Regions from separate parts of the Homo sapiens genome. Here region 2 is linked to region 1. A link is an interaction called in ENCODE POLR2A ChIA-PET data of the cell type or tissue named here. Cell type or tissue: PC-9. All regions are shown on one strand. Each heading gives the region's core, and the rest is flanking DNA. Links, peaks and the distances in the headings are about the cores only.

Region 1 (5,689 bases), core at 223-5,222:
TCCTAACATGGAGCTCATTTTATTATAACTATTTGTAGTGGGCAGTACACTCAGCTTATCTTATCAACAGGTTGTGTCGCTGGTTTGGAGAGACAGCTTTTGATGCTGGTTTTGCATAGAACATTCATTGCTTTTACTTAGATTGTATTTTTATTTTAAGAGTCTAATAGAGACAATACAGGCACTATATACACACACACCAAAACAATTCACTTCTTGGTAGCACCCATGTTTCCCCTCCATGAGGCCTGTGCCTAGTGTCCTCACGATTTCAGGAACCTGCTTTACCTGGACGAGCAATCCTGGATACCAAAGCATGTATGTTGAGTTCAGTTTAATTGCACACACATTTACTGGTGCCTGTTATGTGTTAGATTCTGTGCTGGGCACAGATTAACAAAGCACATCCTCTGCTCTTGAGTGCACAGTCTAATCAGGGAGGGACACATATACAAATAGTTATAATAAAATGAGCTCCATGTCAGGGTGGATTAGGATGAAGCGTTACGGGCATATATAGGAGGGGTATCCACTTCAGTGTGGGGTATCAGGAAGGCTTCCTGGAGGAGGGGAAACCTGAGTGGGTGTCATAGAATAAGTAGGAGTAGGCTGGATGAATGAGAGGGAGGACATTCAGACAATGGGAAAATCATGAGCAAAAATGCCAAGATGAAAAGCAGCGTGGTGGCCAGGCACAGTGGCTCATGCCTATAATCCCAGCACTTTGGAGGCCAAGGTGGGCAGATCACTTGAGGTCAGGAGTTCGACACCAGCCTGGGCAACATGGTGAAACCCCGTCTCTACTAAAAATACAAAAATTAGCCGGGCATGGTGGCACATTCCTGTAATCCCAGCTACTCGGGAGGCTGAGACAGGAGAATCGCTTGAACCCAGGAGGCAGAAGTTGCAGTAAGCCAAGATCCCACCACTGCACTCCAGCCTGGATGATAGGGCAAGACTCAGTCTAAAAAAAAAAAAACAAAACAAAAAAAAACAGTGTGGTGTGAGCAGAGGACTCACATTGAAGTATTGCCAGTTGAAGGAGCATAAAGTGTGATGCTAGGAATGACATGAGATGAAGCCCAAAACAGGGGTGGAGCCACATCAGGGCAGGCCTTAAAGGGCAGGCAGTTCAGGAAGTGTCAAGTCTCTATCTTGTACACAGTAGAGAGCCATAAAAGAGCTTTAACCTGTGCTGTCTAATAGGTTTGTCTAACACGGCTTACTGAGCACTTGAAATGTGGCTGCTCCAAATTCGGATGTGCTGTAAGTGTAAAATAAACACTGAGTTCCAAGACTTAGTACGAAAGAAAGAATGTGAAATATATCGGTAATAACCTTTCCTATTGATTACACACTGGAATGACAATGCTTTAGTATATTGGGTTAAGTAAAATGTATTATTAAAAATAATTCCACCTGTTTTAAAAAAGGTGGCTGCTAGAAAATTTAAAAGTCTATATGACTCTCAAATTTGTGCCTGACCTTATATGTCTATTGGAAAGTGCTGCTTTAAACCACTGGAGGAAGACAGAAAAGTGCAGTGGTCAAGAGCATGATTTCTGAAGCCAGACTGCCTGGGTTCAAATCCTAGCTCTACCACTTAAGAACTGTGTGATCCTAGGCCAGGTGCAGTGGCTCATGCCTGTAATCCCAGCACTTTGGGAGGCTGAAGTGGGTGGATCACGAGGTCAAGAGATCGAGACCATCCTGGCCAACATGGTGAAACCCTGTCTCTACTAAAAATACAAAAATTAGCTGGGCATGGTGGTGCTCACCTGTAGTCCCAGCTACTCAGGAGGCTGAGGCAGGAGAATCACTTTAACCCAGGAGGCAGAGGTTGCAGTGAGCCGAGATCATGCCATTGCACTCCAGCCTGAGTGACAGAGTGAGACTCCGCCTCAAAAAAAAAAAAAAAAAAAAAAGAGCTATGTGATCCTGGGCCTATTTCTTGGCTTCTTGGTGTATTAATTTGCTGGGGCTGCCATAACAAAGTACCACAGACTGGGTGGCTTAAACAACAGACACTATCTCATACTTCTGGAGGCTGAAAGTCCCAGGTCAAGGTGTTGGCAGGGGTGGTGTCTTCTGAGCCCTCTACTTGGCATGCAGATGGCTGTCTTCTTGCTGTGGTCTCACATGGGCTTTTCTCTCTGTGTATGTGCATACCTGGTGTCTCTCCCTCTTTTTATAAGAACGTCAGTCCTATTAGATTAAGACCTCTCTCTCTTTTTTATTTTTTTTTTGGAGACAGATTCTGGCTCTGTCGCCCAGGCTAGAGTGCAGTGGTGCAATCTCGGCTCACTGCAACCTCCACCTGCTGGGTTCAAGCGATTCTCCTGCCTCAGCCTCCCAAGTAGCTGGGATTACAGGCACCCACCACCACGCCCGGCTAATTTTTTTTTATATTTTCAGTAGAGATGGAGTTTCACTGCATTAGCCAGGCTGGTCTCGAACACCTGACCTCAGGTGATCCACCCACTTCTGCTTCCCAAAGTGCTGAGATTATAAGCGTGAGCCACCGCACCTGGCCAGAACCCACTCTTATGACCTCATTTTACCTTAGTTTCTTCTTTAAAGGGCCTGTCTCCAAATGCAGTCACGTTGTGGGTGAGGGCTTCAATATAGGAAGTTTCAAGGGACACAATTCAGTCCATAACACTTGGTGCCTTGGTTACTTCTTTATAAAACGGAGATCTAATAAAATGTTTCTTATGAAGTTGTCGTGAGGAATAAATGAGTTGCTCTATATGAAGCTCTTAGAATGGTGCCTGGCACACAATAAATGTTATCCAAAAGTTATCCATTATTGAACTGTTATCTAACAGTCTGGGTCCTCAAATTTTATGTTTGACCTTCATTCTCCATAAGAAGACCCAGAAGCTCGAAATTTTCCTTGAGGGTAGACATTTCCTTTTCTCTGGAATTCCCAAGGACGTAGCCCTTGATACAGAGATGAAGGCAGCGAATGCAGTGGGGAGAAAGGATGCCATGTTCCTTTGGTCCTGCCCCAAAAGATAATTGTCTCAGCTAGGTTTTTTTTTTTTTTAGATAGGATCTCACTCTGTCACCTAGACTAGAATGCAGTGGTGTGAACATGGCTCACTGCAGCCTCGACTTCCTGGGCTCAAGTGATCCTCCCACCTCAGCCTTCTGGGTAGCTGGGACTACAAGTATACACCACCACGCCCGGCTAATTTTTGTATTTTTTGTAGACAGCAGGTTTCACCATGTTGCCCAGGTTGGTCTCAAACTCCTGGGCTGAACTGATCCTCCCACCTCGGTCTCTCAAAATGCTGGGATTACAGGCGTGAGCCACCACGCCTAGACCTCAGCTAGGTGTTTAGAAGAAGTCAAAGATATCTTCAACTGGGCGTATGAGCTCAAAGATGCCATCAGCTTAGAGAGGTGTCAAGCAGGTCAAAACAGTAGTTTGGACCAAATGGCCAGACAGTGATGGAAATGAGTATAAAGCTGGAGGGAGCTGCGTGGCATGCCCTGCCCCACTCACATCGGGGCAAGCTGCAGAGGGTCTCTAAGGCGTGGGAAGGAATCTGAATTATCAAAAAGTCAGGTGGAGGAGCGAAAATCTGCATGTCCATCTCAGAACCAAAGCCTGGGATCTACAAAGCCTAGAGTGTTGCACATCTGCAAGTCACCGTCCTCAAGGGGCCATATATGCCCTCCAACGTCAGACAAGAATTTAAATTAAACCCCAGCATGAGTGACCCTCCGCAGACAGCCATTCCTTATCCCTCTGCCAGCATTTTCATTCTCAATACTATTTTTTCCATTTAGAGCAGTTTTTTCTCATCTCTTTTTTATTTTCCTTTGATAAACATAAATCCACTACTTCCCTTTAAGATCATTAGGAGGTTCAAAATAATGTAAACATCATGGCCCAAAACAAATAAAGCAATGACAGTTTTTGAGAACAAATATATTGTTTTTAAAAAAAAATACATTTTTTTTTAACCTTACTAGTGTGGTATCAAAGTGAGCACTGAGTATACTGGGTTGTTTTAAGCCTTATGTTGTGGGGAAGGCACAGCTTTTCCTCTTTTTCTTTTTACTTTCTTTTCTTTTCTTTCTTTCTTTTTTTTTTCCTTGAGACAGAGTCTTGCTCTGTCGCCCAGGCTGGAGTGCAGTGGCACAATCTCAGCTCGCTGAAACCTCCACCTCCCAGGTTCAAATGATTCTCCTGCTTCAGCCTCCCGAGTAGCTGGGACTACAGGCATGTGCCACCACACCCAGCTAATTTTTGTATTTTTAGTAGAGATGGGGTTTTACCATGTTGGCCAAGCTGGTCTTGAACTCCTGACCTCAAGTGATCCGCCCCTCTTAGCCTCTCAAAGTGCTGGGATTACATTTTTTTTTTTTTTTTGAGACAGAGTCTTCTTGCTCTGTTGCCCAGGCTGGAGTGCAGTGGCATGATCTTGGCTCACTGCAACCTCTGCCTCCAGGCTCAAGCAATCCTCCCACCTCAGCCTCCCAAGTAGCAGGGACTACAGGCTCTCACTACCACATCTGGCTAATTTTTGTATAGACAAGTTTTCTCCAGTTTCCCAGGCTGGTCTCAAACTCCTTGGCTCAAGCGATCCAGACACCTTGGTCTTCCAAAGTGCTGGGATTACAGGCATGAGCCTGTACCCAGCCAGACACAGCTTTTTCAAAGTCAAGCCCTCCACTGCTTGGTTGACATAGCCGGAAGTACAGACAGATCAGCTTAGCACATGGACATTGATGGAACTGATAAAATGGCGTATGAAGTTGGTTCTCTTCTTTTTGGTAAACAGGGAACTACTTTATCTCTGAATTTCTGAAAGTGCTTTTCTAAATGTTTTCTTACGCAACTGACTCAAAGCTGTGTTACTTAAACCCTTCTTGAGGCTTTTTCTGGCAAAGAGGACAAAATGTCAGGAGGAAAGAGTTTCCCCTTGGAGTTTCACAGAGAAAATTTGGGTCCACCTCTGACACAAGGAAAACTGATAGCTTGAATTTATCCTGCAGCTGGGCTGGAGGAGGTTGGAGTTTGTTTTTCTTGGTAACCAATCTCAAAATCCTGTCTTTTAGAGAGTCATCAAGATGAGAAAATGAAAAGACTTTTTTTTTTCTGCTCCCAGTAAACTGTGAAGAAAAGACATTTTAATATCAACCTGAAGACTCTAGAAATAGATTTTTGTAATAAATGTTGAAAGGAACAACACAGTTGGTATTTGAGCCTTCGTGTTTCAGATTAAATGTCTTCAGAACTTCAACTCTGTATTCCAAACAAAACAAGCTCAATTGCACATTAGCCTTTTTTGAAAAGTTTGAAAATGTTAGTCTGGTCCCAAAGTAGGGCAACAGTTTCTAAATTTATCCAAGTGAATATTTCTTTGGCCACTTACAAACTTTATTTTATTTATTTATTTATTTAGAGACAGAATCTTACTCTGTAGCCCAAGCTGGAGTGCAGTGGAGCAGTCTCAGCTCACTGCAACCTCTGCCTCCTGGGCTCAAGCGATTCTCTTGCCTCAGCCTCCCGAGTAGCTGGGACTACAGGCACGTGTTACCACGCCTGGCTAAGTTGTTGTATTTTAGTAGAGATGGGGTTTCACCATGTTGCCTAGGGTGATCTCGAACTCCTGAGCTCAGGCTGTCTGCCTGCCTTCCCTGGTTGAGAATCACTGATCTCAAGACAGCAAAT
Region 2 (5,689 bases), core at 215-5,214, 140 kb before region 1:
AGAGATGGGGGTTTCTCCATGTTGGTCATGCTGGTCTCGAACTCCCGACCTCAGGTGATCCACCCGCCTCGGCCTCCCAAAGTGTGGAATTACAGGTGTGAGCCACCGTGCCTGGCTAGCCATTTTTAAATAATATTATCTAATTGTTTTTGTGGTATATAGAAATGCAACTAATTTTCATATGTTAATCTTATACCCAGACTTCTTATTAAACTCTCTCATTAATTTTTTTCTTTTGCATTAATTTTAAAACTTTTGATATACTTTTGAATTTTCTACATAGATAATCATATCAGCTGCAAATAATGGCAACTTATTTTTCCTTTCCAATATTCATATTGTTTTAGCAGGTTTTCTGTTGCTATAACTGAATACCTGAGACTGGATAATTTATAAAGAAAAGAGATTTATTTAGCTTGCAGTTCTGGAGGCTGGGAAGTCAAAGACTGGACAGCTGCATCTGGTGGGGGCCTTGTGCTCCTTTATAGCATGGCAGAAAAGGGAAGGAATTATGTGGCAAGAGAGGAAGCAAAAGAGAGCCAAAGAAGCCCAATTTGCTTTATAACAACCTGTTCTTGTGATAACTAATGGATTCTTGAGTATTAATTGGCTACAACAAGAATGGCATTAATTCCCCCTAATGACCTAATCACCCCCTAACGGTCCCCATCTCCCAACACTGCCACAATGATAATCAAATTTCAACATGAGTTTCAGAGAGGACAAATACTATTTAAACTGTAGCATATATATTTTATTTCTGTTTCTTGTCTTACTGCACAAGAACTAAGGTATAATACTTAATAGAAGCTTAAACAAAAGGCCCAAAACATAAATAAAAAAAGATTGATAAATTTTACCTTTTAAAATTAAAATGAAAAGTTTTTGTTTATCAGAAGACACCATAAAGAAAAGCAAAAGAGAAGCAACATACTGGATGAAGAACTGTCTGCAAATATTGTCAGAAAAAAAAATGTGTGTGTGTAGCTCCTGCAAACCAATAAGTAAAGAATGTATAGTCAAATATGAAAAAAAATGGGTAAAATATATGAACAGGTACTTTACTGAAGGAGATTTATCAATGAATGGCCAATAACATGTGAAATGAAATTCAATTGCATTAATGAAATGAAATGAAAAATGAGGGCATGTAAGATTTTTTCTTTTTTTTTTTTTTTGAGATAGAGTCTTGCTCTGTTGCCCAGGCTGGGGTGCAATGGCCTGGTCTCAGCTCACTGCAAACTCCGCCTCCTGGGTTCAAGCGATTTTCCCTGCCTCAGCCTCCCAAGTAGCTGGGATTACAGGCGCCACCACCACACCCAGCTAATTTTTTGTATTTTTAGTAGAGACGGGGTTTCACCATGTTGGCCAGGCTGTTCTCAAACTCCTGGCCTCAGGTGATCTGCCCACCTCGGCCTCCCAAAATGCTGGGATTACAGGTGAGAGCCACCACGCCCAGCTGCATGTAAGATATTTTAAACTGACTGCTTGACAAAATTTTTAAAGTTGGATAATACCAGTTGAGGATATGAGCTAACGCTTGTAGTGGTAGTGAAAACTGGTAAAAAGCACTTTGAACTAAAAATACAAAAATTAGCCGGGTGTGGTGGCAGGCACCTGTAATCCCAGCTACTGGGGAGGCTGAGGCAGGAGAATCACTTGAACCCGGGAGGCAGAGGCTGCAGTGAGCTGAGATCACACCATTGCACTCCAGCCTGGGTGACGAGAGCGAAACTCAGTCTCAAAAAAAAAAAAATTGTTCAGAGTGTATCTGAATAACCACTGTCCAGATTCCCCTAATGTTAACATTTTGCGTGCAAGTAACTTTTTTACTTTCTGTCCTCAAAATGAGCCTCAAGATACTCTAGGCTCATCCTGCATTTTCCCCGATCCAGCCCTGGAACCAACAACTTCTCTGAGGAGTCTTGGTTCCTTTTTTATCAGCCAATGGTGTCTAGAAACTAAGATATGGGCAATGCTGGGCATGGTGGTGCACACCTGTAGTCCCAGCTACTCAGGAGACTGAAGTGGGAGAATTACTTGAGCATGGGAGTTTGAGTTCAGTCTGGGCAACATAGTGAGACTGCCCACCCCCGCCCCCACAAAAAAAGTTACTGTGATGTCATTGTTTGGTCCTTGATCCTCTCAATAGGTAGAACTTGTAAACAAAAGTATATATATCAGCCCATGCCTACACGTTTATTTTTAATCTCTCTTTCTTCTTCTTCTTCTTCTTCTTTGTTTTTCTTTCTTGAGACGGAGTCTCGCTCTGTCGCCCAGGCAGGAGTGCAATGGTGCAATCTCGGCTCACTGCAACCTCTGCCTCCTGGGTTCAAGTGATTCTTCTGCCTCTGCCTCCTGAGTAGCTGAGATTACAGGTGTGTGCCACCATGCTCGACTACTTTTTGTATATTTAGCAGAGATGGGTTTCACCATGTTGGCCAGGCTGGTCTCGAACTCCTGACCTCAAGTGATCCGCCCACTTCGGCCTCCCAAAGTGTTGGGATTACAGGCGTGAGCCACTGTGTCCAGTCTAACCTCTTATATTATATGTTATAGAGTATATTCAGGCTTCTGTGAAGACGACTGTATTAGTCAGTGTTCTCTAGAGAGACAGAACCAATGGGATACACACACACGCAGAGACATATGAGAGGAGACTTATGGAGGCCAAGTTCCATGATAGGCCATCGGCAAGCTGGAGAACCCAAGAAGCCAGTAATGCGGCTCTGTCTAAGTCCAAATCCAAAGGCCTGAGAAACTAGAAGGCTGCTGGTGCAAGTCCTGGAGTCCAAAGGCTGGAGAACTTGGAGTTCTTATGTCTAAGGGCAGGAAAAGAACAGTGTCCCAGCTCCAGAAGAGAGAAAACTTGCCTTTCCTCTGCCTTTTTTTTCTATCCAGGCCCTCAGCCAATTGGATGATGCCTGCCCACATTGGGTGAGGGCAGATCTTCCTCATTCAGTCCACTGATGCAAATGCCAATCTCTTCCAGAAACACCCTCACAGCACACCCAGAAATAATGCCTTACCAGCTATCTTGTTGTCTCTTAAAGCAGGCAAGTTGACACCTAAAATTAGCCATCACAGGGACCTAGTCATTCTAAAGGAATTCAGGGAAAACAAACCAAACCAAATGTGGATATTTAGCAGAACTATGTAAAGAATTTTGTGAAGTTTCTGAGAGAAAGCACACCTTACTTGATGGCTATCTACTTATTGGAGTCACTTCACAGTCACTTCCCACTTCACCATCCCCACCAAGTAATTGAAAGATGAAACAAGAATATAAACCATTGATATCTAGACCTACAAGTGACTTAAAAACAAAAACAAAAAAAATCAATAACGCACAGAAAAGCTGAGATGAGATTTGTGAGCCCTCAACTCACACTATTCTTTAGTAAGCTGCAGATCAAAGTAGTACTGCCATCATTCAAAACAAAAACAAAAACAACAACAACACACACACACACACCCAACGAAAAACAAAAACACTTTTCTTGCCGGATACAAACAAGGGAATAAAATTCTACCAGAGGCCAGGCATGGTGGCTCATGCCTGTAATCCCAGCACTTCAAGAGGCCGAGGCAGGCGGATCACTGGAAGTCAGGAGTTCGAGACTAGCCTGGCCAACATGGTGAAACACCATCTCTACTAAAAATACAAAAATTAGCCAGGCATGGTGGTGTGCACCTGTAATCCCAGCTACTCGGGAGGCTGAGGCAGGAGAATCACTTGAACCCAGGAGGTGGAGGTTGCAGTGGGCCGAGCTCACACCACTGCACTCTAGTCTGGGCGACTTGAGACAGACCCTGACTCAACAAACAAAACAAAACAAATTCTAGCAGAGATCTTGCCAAAAACAAAAACAAAAACAAAAAACCCCACAAGAAATCCAAACCAAAACAAAAACACCCAAATGAAGTAGAAGAATATAATATGTAAAAACATGAAAATTACACTTTTAAAGAGGAACAAAAACGGATAAGAAGAAAACATTAGACAAAATACTTCTTTATCCTCTTTGGATAATTAAATATGGAGTCCATGAAACAAGAGATTTTATTTTATTTTATTTATTTTTTTTTTTTGAGACAGAGTTTCGCTCTTGTTGCCCAAGCGGGAGTGCAATGGCGCGATCTCGGCTCACCGCAACCTCCGCCTCCCGGGTTCAAACAATTCTGCCTCAGCCTCCTGAGTAGCTGAGATTACAGGCGTGCACCACTACGCCCGGCTAATTTTGTGCTTTTAGTAGAGACGGGGTTTCTCCATGTTGAGGCTGGTCTCAAACTCCTGACCTCAGGTGATCCACCCGCCTCAGCCTCCCAAAGTGCTGGGATTACAGGCGTGAGCCACTGCACCCGGCCCTAAACAAGAGATTTTAAAACATAGATAAGACAATAACATGACATTTTAAAAAAGCTGGCAGAACAAATGAAAGAGAAGAGGAGAAAACAAAATTATTATGTTATTTAAAAACACGTTAAAATAGCAGGGAATCAAACTAATACTGCAGAAATCTGAACTATGATTGGAGAGAATAGACTTGAGAAAATCATATAAAATATTAAGAAAAAACAAACACAAGACATTAAAGAAAAATATGTAATAGAATGAAGATCTAATAAATAACGAATTGGTAATGCTGAGGAAGAATATAGGGCAAGTTTACCAGAAATACAAATTTAGTATTAATACAATAAACAGTTTCAGAAACAAAAGGAAGATTGTCTTTGCAAGGCACAAGCTGTTTCACATGTTCAATTAATAAAATATTGGCTGCCTATTATGTAGTAGGCATTGTTCTGGTTGCTAAGAACACACCAGCAAAAATTAGCCAGGTGTGGTGGTGGAACATGCCTACAGTTTCCGCTACTCAGGAGGCTTAGGTGGGAGGATCACCTGAGCCTGGAAGGTTGAGGCTGCAGTGAGCCACGATTGCACCACTACACTCCAGCCTGGGTGACAGAGCGATACCCTGTCTCAAGAAAATAAATAAATAAAAAATAAACATGTTTAAATAAATATGAATTTTTATAACATTTAGTGTCATGGTTATAATCCTGATAGAAATTTATATCATTTAAAAATTGGGCTGGGCAGGCAGGGCATGGTGTCTGACACCTGTAATCCCAGCACTTTGGGAGGCTGAGGCGGGCAGATCACCTGATAAGTTAGGAGTTGGAAACCAGCCTGGCCAACATGGCAAAATCCCATTTCTACCAAAAATACAAAAATTAGCTGGGTGTGGTGGGGTGTACCTGTAATCCCAGCTACTTGGGAGGCTGAGGCAGGAGAATCGCTTGAACCTGGGAGGTAGAGGTTGCAGTGAGCCGAGATCATTCCACTGCACAGCAACCTGGGTGACAGAGTGAGACTGTCTCAAAAGAAAAAAAAAAAAGAGTGAAAAGAAAAAAAATAAAAATGGCAAGTAAATAAAGGTAAAGAAAAAAAATAACAACAATCCAAGAGATTTACTTCTAAGTGGGGTCTGGGAGACTTCTAGGTTAAGAAATTCATCCTCAGGATAGAGAGTGGGGGACAACAGTTTTAAGGACAAAAAGAAGTCAATTTTAAAGGGCAATGATGATTCTTAGATCACTGTAGTGATTATCATTCAGATTTTCTTAGCCCCTTAGGATTCACGCCTGTATTTTTTTTTTTTTTTTTTTTTTTTGAGACAGAGTC

Evidence for each region. Peaks named below come from ENCODE experiments on the same cell type or tissue, not always from the same donor. Only the 100,000 strongest peaks of a DNase experiment are listed, where the experiment ranks them.
Region 2: POLR2A ChIA-PET joins it to region 1 with 7 read pairs; 8 of 35 experiments call an interaction of 5 or more read pairs at or near these places.

The regions. Positions count from the first base shown.
Region 1 is chr9:112,194,309-112,199,997 of GRCh38, reverse strand. No RefSeq gene overlaps it. Among named protein-coding and RNA genes, the nearest start is that of SUSD1, 22 kb to the right of the region's middle. In PC-9, for the core only: no CTCF peak of the experiment used is centred there; no DNase peak of the experiment used is centred there.
Region 2 is chr9:112,339,280-112,344,968 of GRCh38, reverse strand. It overlaps a transcript of PTBP3 not described here. Among named protein-coding and RNA genes, the nearest start is that of PTBP3, 8.5 kb to the right of the region's middle. In PC-9, for the core only: no CTCF peak of the experiment used is centred there; a DNase peak (open chromatin) is centred at 3,128; H3K27ac peaks cover 2,137 bases.